Regions from separate parts of the Mus musculus genome. Here region 1 is linked to region 2. A link is a loop called in an ENCODE intact Hi-C map of the cell type or tissue named here. Cell type or tissue: gastrocnemius. All regions are shown on one strand. Region 1 holds the start of Slc16a9 (solute carrier family 16 (monocarboxylic acid transporters), member 9). Region 2 overlaps Ccdc6 (coiled-coil domain containing 6).

Region 1 (4,000 bases), 72 kb after region 2:
CCTAGATCACTGGGCTCTCTTGCTTGTTCCACCACAGAGTGGCTAAACAGAGGACCTCAAGGGATGGGGGCAGGTGGCAACTTTCGAATGGCATCCAGGTGGCATGCCCTTTATTCCTGGAGCTGGCCTCCAAGCGCTAGAGCAACCTTGTAGCCACCTCACTCATTGAACAAGCCAGGCCTTGCCATTGCTTGAGTCTAGCCCTCAGGGTTCTGTTTCACAGTAAAGCAGGAACCTTGCCGTTGCATAAGGACACTCCTTCATTCTGTATGGACGGGCATGAACTGGCCTGAGTAGACAGGCCCCTCCCACTTACTGTTAAGAGACACTGGGAGCAGAAGGGAACAAACAGCCTGTGCTGATTTCACACAGCTGAGGATGCAAATAGGCAGGGTTTCCCAAACAGTTTCACAGACAGTAACTTGTTTGATCTGCACGTGAGGGCATCCGCATGTACTCTGGCAGCTGGAATCTATGCAGATCAAGGAAAGCTTTCCAAAGTACCTGTTCCTGAAGCACAGAGGGGGAGATGAGATAGGTTTTCAGGCAGCTGTAGATACCGTGAGTGAACACAAGTCATCCGTTCTAAATGAGACCACCATCGGGAGTGGATACAGAGCCCCTTTCTTCTTCACAAACACATTTTTAGGATGCTGACAGCTTTTCCTTTCTTTTTCCTCCCATAAGGTTTTTGTTTGTTTGGATACTACCTGCCTTCCATGGGCACTGTTTTGTTATTGTTTTTAATTGGTAGTGTTTCTTTTCAGATGAGGTCTCTGTAGCCCAGGCTAGCCTAAAATTCATTATGTAGCCCAGGATGGACCTGAACTCCCAGCGATCTGCCTCTTCAATTGGGTATAGGTGTGAATCACCACAGTGGGCTACTGTTACTATTAAGTATTTTTCTGATTTTTCTTCCACTTTGAGTGTGTGTGTGTGTGTGTGTGTCTGTGTGTGTGTTTCTCAGCAACAGTCCACCTTGGTTTTGAAGAGAGGGTCTCTAAGTGAGACCCGGAGCTTTCTAATAAGGGTAGCCTCTACCTCTTTGGTGCTATGGTTTTGACAGCAGCTGCAGTCATGCTTAGTTATACTTGGGTGCTGGGGGTGGCAAGTAAGCTCTCTCCGGGGACAAGAATAATATGTTTGAGAGGACTTCTCCATAACCTGAATAGAAAGGGGGTGTTGGAGAGAAGCGCTAAAGCCACTTCTCAGGGTGGTGGGCATGGCCAGATTCCGTACCTTTTCTGACTTCTCAACCCTCCCCCACTCTCCACGATGCAGGCAAGATTCTGAAAATATCATAGATAAGGAAATAAGCTGAAAAGACCTAGGTGGCTCAACTCTTAACTTTGCAGGAGGTAGTCCTTGCCGCCTAAGAACGCAGGCTTTGCGTGGTATGAAGGGAATTCTCACGCTGTTAGATAGACATAGTTCTCTTCAAGAATTCAACAGACAGAAAGTTAATGGGGCAGAGGGTGAGCACACGCCACATTGCAGACATATCCCTGGAGCGAACGGTGTCCACACATTCGTTAGCCCCTGGAACCCTAAAGTTTTCTGCAGTGGGCTTCGGTGACAGCGCAGAGAGCCATGCATGGTAGGTAGCTCCAGCGTGAGTTGCTTTGCACCACAGCTAGTGACAGCCTGGTTCTACTTCAAGACACCTGACGGTCTTCACATAACTTCTCCCTCCCTCTTCGACCTCCTGGACACCCGCCTTTCCCGCGGAGTTGTCCCAAAGGAAAGCCCTTGGCATCTTATACTCCCTACTGCCAAAGAGTACCAACTTCACAAAGTTCTAGGTTTCTAGTTCGCTTTCCTCTGGGATCTCTGCCCACGAGTACAGCTCTGGCCAGGAGGCTCCCAGCGACCCAGGGAAGCCAGGGAGAGCAGGCGACCCTTGTATTCAGTTCCACACAGGCTCCTCGCAAATGCACACGGTGCTTGGCGGGGGGTATGCGGGAGAGCTTCGGGAGACCAAGGGGACTCGGGTCCGGCCCTCCCCCCACTCCTAGCCGGGCCTTAAGCTACGGGTGTAGACGCAGCGCCCCTACCGCCGGCTTTTCCACCGCCTCCATCTCCTCCTCCTCCGCCTCCTCTTCCTTCCCCCAGCGGGCGTGCAGTCTCAGCCGGTTCAGACTGGCCAGGGTGCCCCTGCAGAGGAGATCTGAGAGTGGGACCACCCCGGGAGTGACTTCCCGGGGTGGGCGGTGGGGGTGGGGAAGGTGGAGCCGGCCGGGCGGGCTGCACTCCATGTGTCCCGAGGGCAGAGGGCGGCGGCCGTATATTGCGCGCAGCGGGACTGCTCGCCCAGCGCAGGGCCCGGATCAGCAGCTGCGGCCGGAGCTGCGCCCGCGGCCCCAGCCGAGGCCGGGACTCAGGTAAAAACCCCAGGAACTGGGAAGGTCCCGGCGGGAGCTGTCCCCTCACCCTGCAAACTGCACCGAAAGGAGGCGGTGCTGTCACCCGCGGGTGCACAGCTACCGGCCGGCTTCTGGTCTGCCCGGGCTGAAAGCGTCCTGAGAGCGCCGCGGAGCACTCTGCACCCTCTTCTAGAAAGAGTAACTGCCTCTGCAAAAATACTCGTAGGGTTGCCTTTTGCAGGGAGAATGGGGGAGATGAGAGCTCGGATGTCACCAGATGAGTCTCCTGGGATACCTTCTACGTGTGACCCAAGTGGGTCCTCACTTCCCAGAAGGCCGCTCCCGAGGAGGTGGGCTCAGGTGCTGGGGAGAATCCAGGCTGGGGCGCATAGGTTTGGTAAACTGCAAGGACAGCAGCTCACGTTGCGGGCAGATCCTGCTGGGTTCCGGGCAGGGCAGCACCCGGGCTGCGCTACAGGGTGTAGGAGCCTAACGGCCAGGCGGCTCCTCCGCCACCTGAACAAAACTTAGAAGGATTTTGGTGCGCATGCCTCAGCTCTGGTTCGCCTAGGGAACCCTTCTTTGGTTTTAGCCATGCACAGAGGCTTCAGGGGAAACAGCAAGCCATGGAACTTGACCATCAATCAGGTCGGGATTTTACTTCGTTCTTGGAATGTCAGGTCTATGCAGCACAAATGATCCGGAAAGTTTAGGCAGTGTTTACACTACAGATATTATTTACATATTATTTATGTTGATATCTTACTTGCCTCATTGGGCCCATCTGATGGGCTACAGCTCAGTGGTAATAGTTAGACATCTTGACTTGCCCAGATTGGCATGTTCACCTAGAGCAGAGCAGAGCAGAGCAGAGGCCACTCAGATACTCTTAGGCAACAGACGGAGTGAGCTAGGTTGGAGAAAGAAAGGGTGTGCCGATTGGTTACAGCCTCCGTTAAACACTTTGTGAGCGCAGAGAGTAGTGTCGGTACCCATTAACCACCCTCGACTAGCAAATAGAAATTAGACAATAAAATCTTTTCACCTGCCAACTGGCAATAACTTGTATATTCAGCACCGCCGATGTCCGAAGAGCAGGTTTCCTTGCTTCCCATCCTTCTGTGTTTGGGTAAGTGGAGAGACAGGGATCCTACTCGTCTCTAATGAAGGTTCTATAGAAAGGGCCAGGGGCGTGGTAAGATGGCAAAGAGTGACATTAGGAACTCTGGACTGGATTTTTAAATTTTTTTTCTTTCTTTTCTCTCTCTCTTTCTTTCTTTCTTTCTTTCTTTCTTTCTTTCTTTCTTTCTTTCTTTCTTTCCTCCTCCTCCTCCTCCTCCTCCTCCTCCTCCTCCTCCTCCTCCTCCTCAGGGTCGTGGTAAGATGGCAAAGAGTGAAATTAGGAACTCTGGACTGGATTTTTTTCTTTTCTTTTCTTTTCTTTTCTTTTCTTTTCTTCCTTTCTTCCTACCTTCCTTCCTTCCTTCCTTCCTCCCTCCCTCCCTCCCTCCCTTCCTTCCTTCCTTCCTCCCTCCCTTCCTTTCTTTCCTCCTCCTCCTCCTCCTCCTCCTCCTCCTCCTCCTCCTCCTCCTCCTCCTCCTCCTCCTCCTCTTCTTCTTCTTCTTCTTCTTCTTCTT
Region 2 (4,000 bases):
CACAGCTTTGACAGTGTCCACTTCTTCAGTAGTCTGGTAGAGAATAAAAGATTCGGGCTATTTTCATTTCTGCCTGTTACAGTTCTACACTGAATCATAAGTGACAGTTAAAGCTAGTCATCGGGCCGGGTGGCCTTTGTGATGGTGTTAATCTGTAGGATGCTAATGAATCTACGCAGGAGCTTCGCTGCACTCTGGCACTGTGAAGGGAGAGCCGTGAAGGCTGTTTGCCTTCCTGGTTGCTGAATTTAATCTCCGGTGACATTTGCACATGGTATTTGCCGAACAGGTGCTATTGAAATGCATACTTAGGATTTTGGAAAAGGCCAAGGTGTTGTAGAAATCAAGGTTCTGGGTTTTTGAGCCTGTCTAGGCTTCTCTGCATTTTTAGGGGTCTGCCGTACTTCTGATGTTTGGCTGCAGACGTTTCTTCCTTGAGGTAATACTGTCCGGGGAAGATCTTCCCTGTCTCTGTTACTTCCAGGTGAGCAGTCTGCGCAGGCGCACCTCGTATGCTCTCAGATGCGCGCACGCTTACAGAATTGCTTCATACTGAGAGCCACACAGTAAGCATGACCCTTTCTGCGTCTTTCTCTTTGAAAATGCTGTTAAAAACAGCTTGTCTTGCAGTTGGTTGTTTCTCCAAGCTTTTGACACAGCTGCCTTGGGACCTCCGTAAGGACCGACTATTCCATACATGAAATGGTCTTTTCAGAGGATTCCTTTTCAAAACATTCTTACTACATTTATTCATGTACCGCGTGTGCACGTGGCCTGGTGCTCACAAGTTGGTCAGAGAACAACTTAGGAGGGGGGAGGGGTAGGTTGTCTTCTCTCACCGTGTAGGGTGAAGAGATCCAGGTCACTCTGGCAGGCTTGGTGTGGTAGGTGTGTCCCATACCTGAAGGATCCTTTTTGTCTGATGATGTGCCCCAGCTACTGTGCTGTGCTTGCACACGAGTCTCTCTATGCACAACTGCCTCCTTGGGCAGATCCTGAGCAGGCCAGCCCACTCAGTAGATGTATACTGATGGTCTCAGGCCTCTACCTTCTGTCTCCCCTGAAGGTGCGTTCAGTAGTAGTAGTAGTAGTAGTGGTAATGGTAGTGGTAGTGGTAGTGGTAGTGGTAGTGGTAGTAGTTCTCTCTTGGATGGTAAATCTCAATCCTGGAGGCCTTCAAAAGTATGGTGTGTTCTTATTTTTACTGTAGCAAGCATAGGCCCAGTTGTGCAAATGGACCCAGGTCAGAGCATCTTGTGTGCAGCATTGGGCTCCATCTGTGCCTCTGCTGTGGCTCTCACATGTCCTCTCTGCTCTGCTCTCCCTCACACTCTGACTCACCCTTGTGTCTTACACACACCCTGATAATCCAGGATTCTCTCGCCACACCTGGATCCCTGGCATAATCACACCTGCAAAAGCCCTTTTGTCTTTGTTCGGTTGGGTCTGTAGGTAGCCCTGTAGCTGCGGCACTGGGTGGTTCTCTCAGTCCTTTGAGGACTACACTGAAGTCCTCTGAAATGTTCTTTTATTTTTTTTTAGTCCAAGTAATCTGGAGGTATGTCTCAGATGAGCGCCTCTAGATGCTCCACGAAACCAGATGAGCTAGCTCAGAATGTTCTGGAGTGGTAGGCAGCTTGGTTTGCACCTCTTCCCAGGCCAGCCAGCTTCCCTTTCTCCTTCCTCATTTGTGCTTGGCTGGGAGGCGCTGAGGGAAGGGAAGGACGCTTTATCCCCATCCCTTGGCACTCAGGGCCTGGTCTTTGAAAGGCCTGCAGATCTCCCTGAAGACATCTGTGAATGCTAGTGTGATACCCCCCACTCCACCCTACCTCAGGACAAAAAAAGCCTGGTTCAAAGAAGCTGTCGGCATTGGTCAGCTGGTTTTCATAAGGCTTAAAGCAGTGGTTCTCAACCTTCCTAATGCTGTGACCCTTTAATACACTTCCTCGTGCTGTGGTGACCACCCCCCCAACCAATAAATTGTTTTTGTTGCTACTTCATAACTATAATTTTGCTGCTGTTAGGGATCTTCATGTAACTATCTGTTTTCTGACGGTCTTCAGCGACCCTGTGAAAGGCACATTCAACCCCTCAAAGTGGTCTCTGGCTTAGGAGGCCGTGTTAATGGTTTATCCCGTCTTCCCTTGGTCTCCAACTCTGCATCACGTGGCTTGCTCCTCCTTGGTTGTAGCTGTGGCAGTTAAGCCCCTCAGCCTTCAGCCCTGACTGGAACAAGTCTCTAGACTTCTCAGTTTGAGTTGAGCCTTTCACTCTGCCTTGGGGCTCAGTCCCCATGTGGTCTGTACCTGGGAAGGGGACAGGGAACAGCCTGCTTGTCACTCTGAAGCTGATTTGGTGCCACCCTCACCGGATGGCACCTTTGATTACATTTCAGGAGGTAGCAGACTATAAGGGTGATGAGGGTAATCTCTGAGATCCAGAGAGCTGTGTGAGAGAGGAAGGTCACAGTGTACCAGCAGAGGGCGCCCAAGGGAGGCCTTGGGTCCTACACTTGGGTCCTGACACTGGGGGTGCACTGGGGCCCTGCTGGCATATGAGTTAAATTGCTGAATTGACAGGAAGCCCTGTAGTTCTACCTGGTGTGACATTCTTATCTCAAAGTTACTGAGTGTCTCAGCATTCCTCTGCTGAGAGTCCCCATATGCTAACGACTTACCCTCTCCTTGTATTTTTTGTTATGGTGTGTATTTTTGTCGAGGCTGACTTCAAATTCTCAGCACCCCTGCCTTAACCCACCCCCAGGTGCTGGGAATATAGACATGTATCTCATGCCCAGCCTGAATGGCAGTTTCTTCTGAAAATACAATGCTTCCTCTTAAATTTCTGTTCTTGGAGCCTTGGGAATCTTCGGCTCTGGGAACTTTTGCTCTGTCTTCGCCATCTCGCTCTGAGCAGTAGTCGTGATGCCCAGGGCCACCCGGTGCTCTCTGTTGAGCTCGGTTATAAATTGTGCACACAAACATGCTTGGGGAGACTGATTTTAAGCTGTTCATTTGAAAATCAAGCTTGGTAAATAACCCCCACCCCCAATCACTTCAGTAAAAAGACTTTGCATGTGGGTTAGGCAGCGGGAGTCTCCAGACTGCGTTCAGAACAGCTGAGAGATGTAGTGTTTAGTCTACGTAGTCGGGTCTAATAATCCGAGCATTTTAATTTCTGAAACAGGGTTCAGGTTGAAGAGACGGTTCAGTGGTTAAGACTACTGTTCAGGAGGGGAATCTTCCATTCCTAGCCGCTGTCGTCTCAGCTCGAAGGAACGGAAGTCCTCTTGCCTCCCTGGGCATTGCACACTAGTGTCATGGTCATCAGAAGTCACTGGGCAGGCAGGATGGCTCAGTGAGTAAAAAGGCTTGCCGCAAAGCCCAAGGACCTGAGTTTGATCCGTAGACCCATATGAGTGAAGTCGTTCCCAGAGGTTGTATGCACACACACACACACACACACACACACGAGGCTTACATACACTAGGTGGGAAAGGGGTTTTGTTGACTGTATAAAGTTCTCTTTTACAAGACTGTTACCTGTAGCTGAAGCTGGCACACGACTGAGAGTTGCTCCACTGAGCATGGAGGATGCGCTAATGAGCGTGGCAAGTCCCCCAACCCCCATGGTCTGTTTAGATTAGACAGGCAGTCTAGAGGGAAACCAGTGGGCCAGTCTATCTCCCTAACTGGGCTCCCTCTCTCCCAGCCCCCACAGTGGAGAAGGAAGTCTGACAAGGCAGCCAATGAAACTCAACTCCAGCTATGTCATGTATGCGCCTGGAGCCCCTGTCCTGTGAACGAGAGGGAACAGGGTGGAAACACCTCTCCCAGCAGGCCATTAGATTGTTTACTAAATTGTAGTTAATGTAACCCCTCTGTAAACCTTGAAACTTAGGCAAAATTTTAAACCCTGGTCTCCCGTGGTAGGCCAAGGCCACCCCAGTGTGGGGTAATGATTGCTTGGAGCACGGTTTTAATGGCAAGCTCTGGCT

The links. A loop is a pair of places that touch in the nucleus more often than their neighbours do. Peaks named below come from ENCODE experiments on the same cell type or tissue, not always from the same donor. Only the 100,000 strongest peaks of a DNase experiment are listed, where the experiment ranks them.
Region 1: a loop joins it to region 2, with 4 times the contacts of the local background. A loop is called at or near these places in 1 of 42 quality-filtered maps.

Annotation. Positions count from the first base shown.
Region 1 is chr10:70,242,998-70,246,997 of GRCm38, forward strand. Slc16a9 (solute carrier family 16 (monocarboxylic acid transporters), member 9) reads left to right here and starts at 2,279. Exons shown (of 6, transcript NM_025807.3): 1 at 2,279-2,381. In gastrocnemius, CTCF peaks have their summits at 2,058 and 2,259; DNase peaks (open chromatin) are centred at 2,057, 2,383 and 2,766; H3K4me3 peaks cover 2,266 bases; H3K27ac peaks cover 3,317 bases.
Region 2 is chr10:70,171,005-70,175,004 of GRCm38, forward strand. All of the region lies in intron 5 of Ccdc6 (coiled-coil domain containing 6), which reads left to right. Among named protein-coding and RNA genes, the nearest start is that of Mrln, 32 kb to the right of the region's middle. In gastrocnemius, a CTCF peak has its summit at 2,485 (motif pointing right); a DNase peak (open chromatin) is centred at 2,487; H3K27ac peaks cover 537 bases.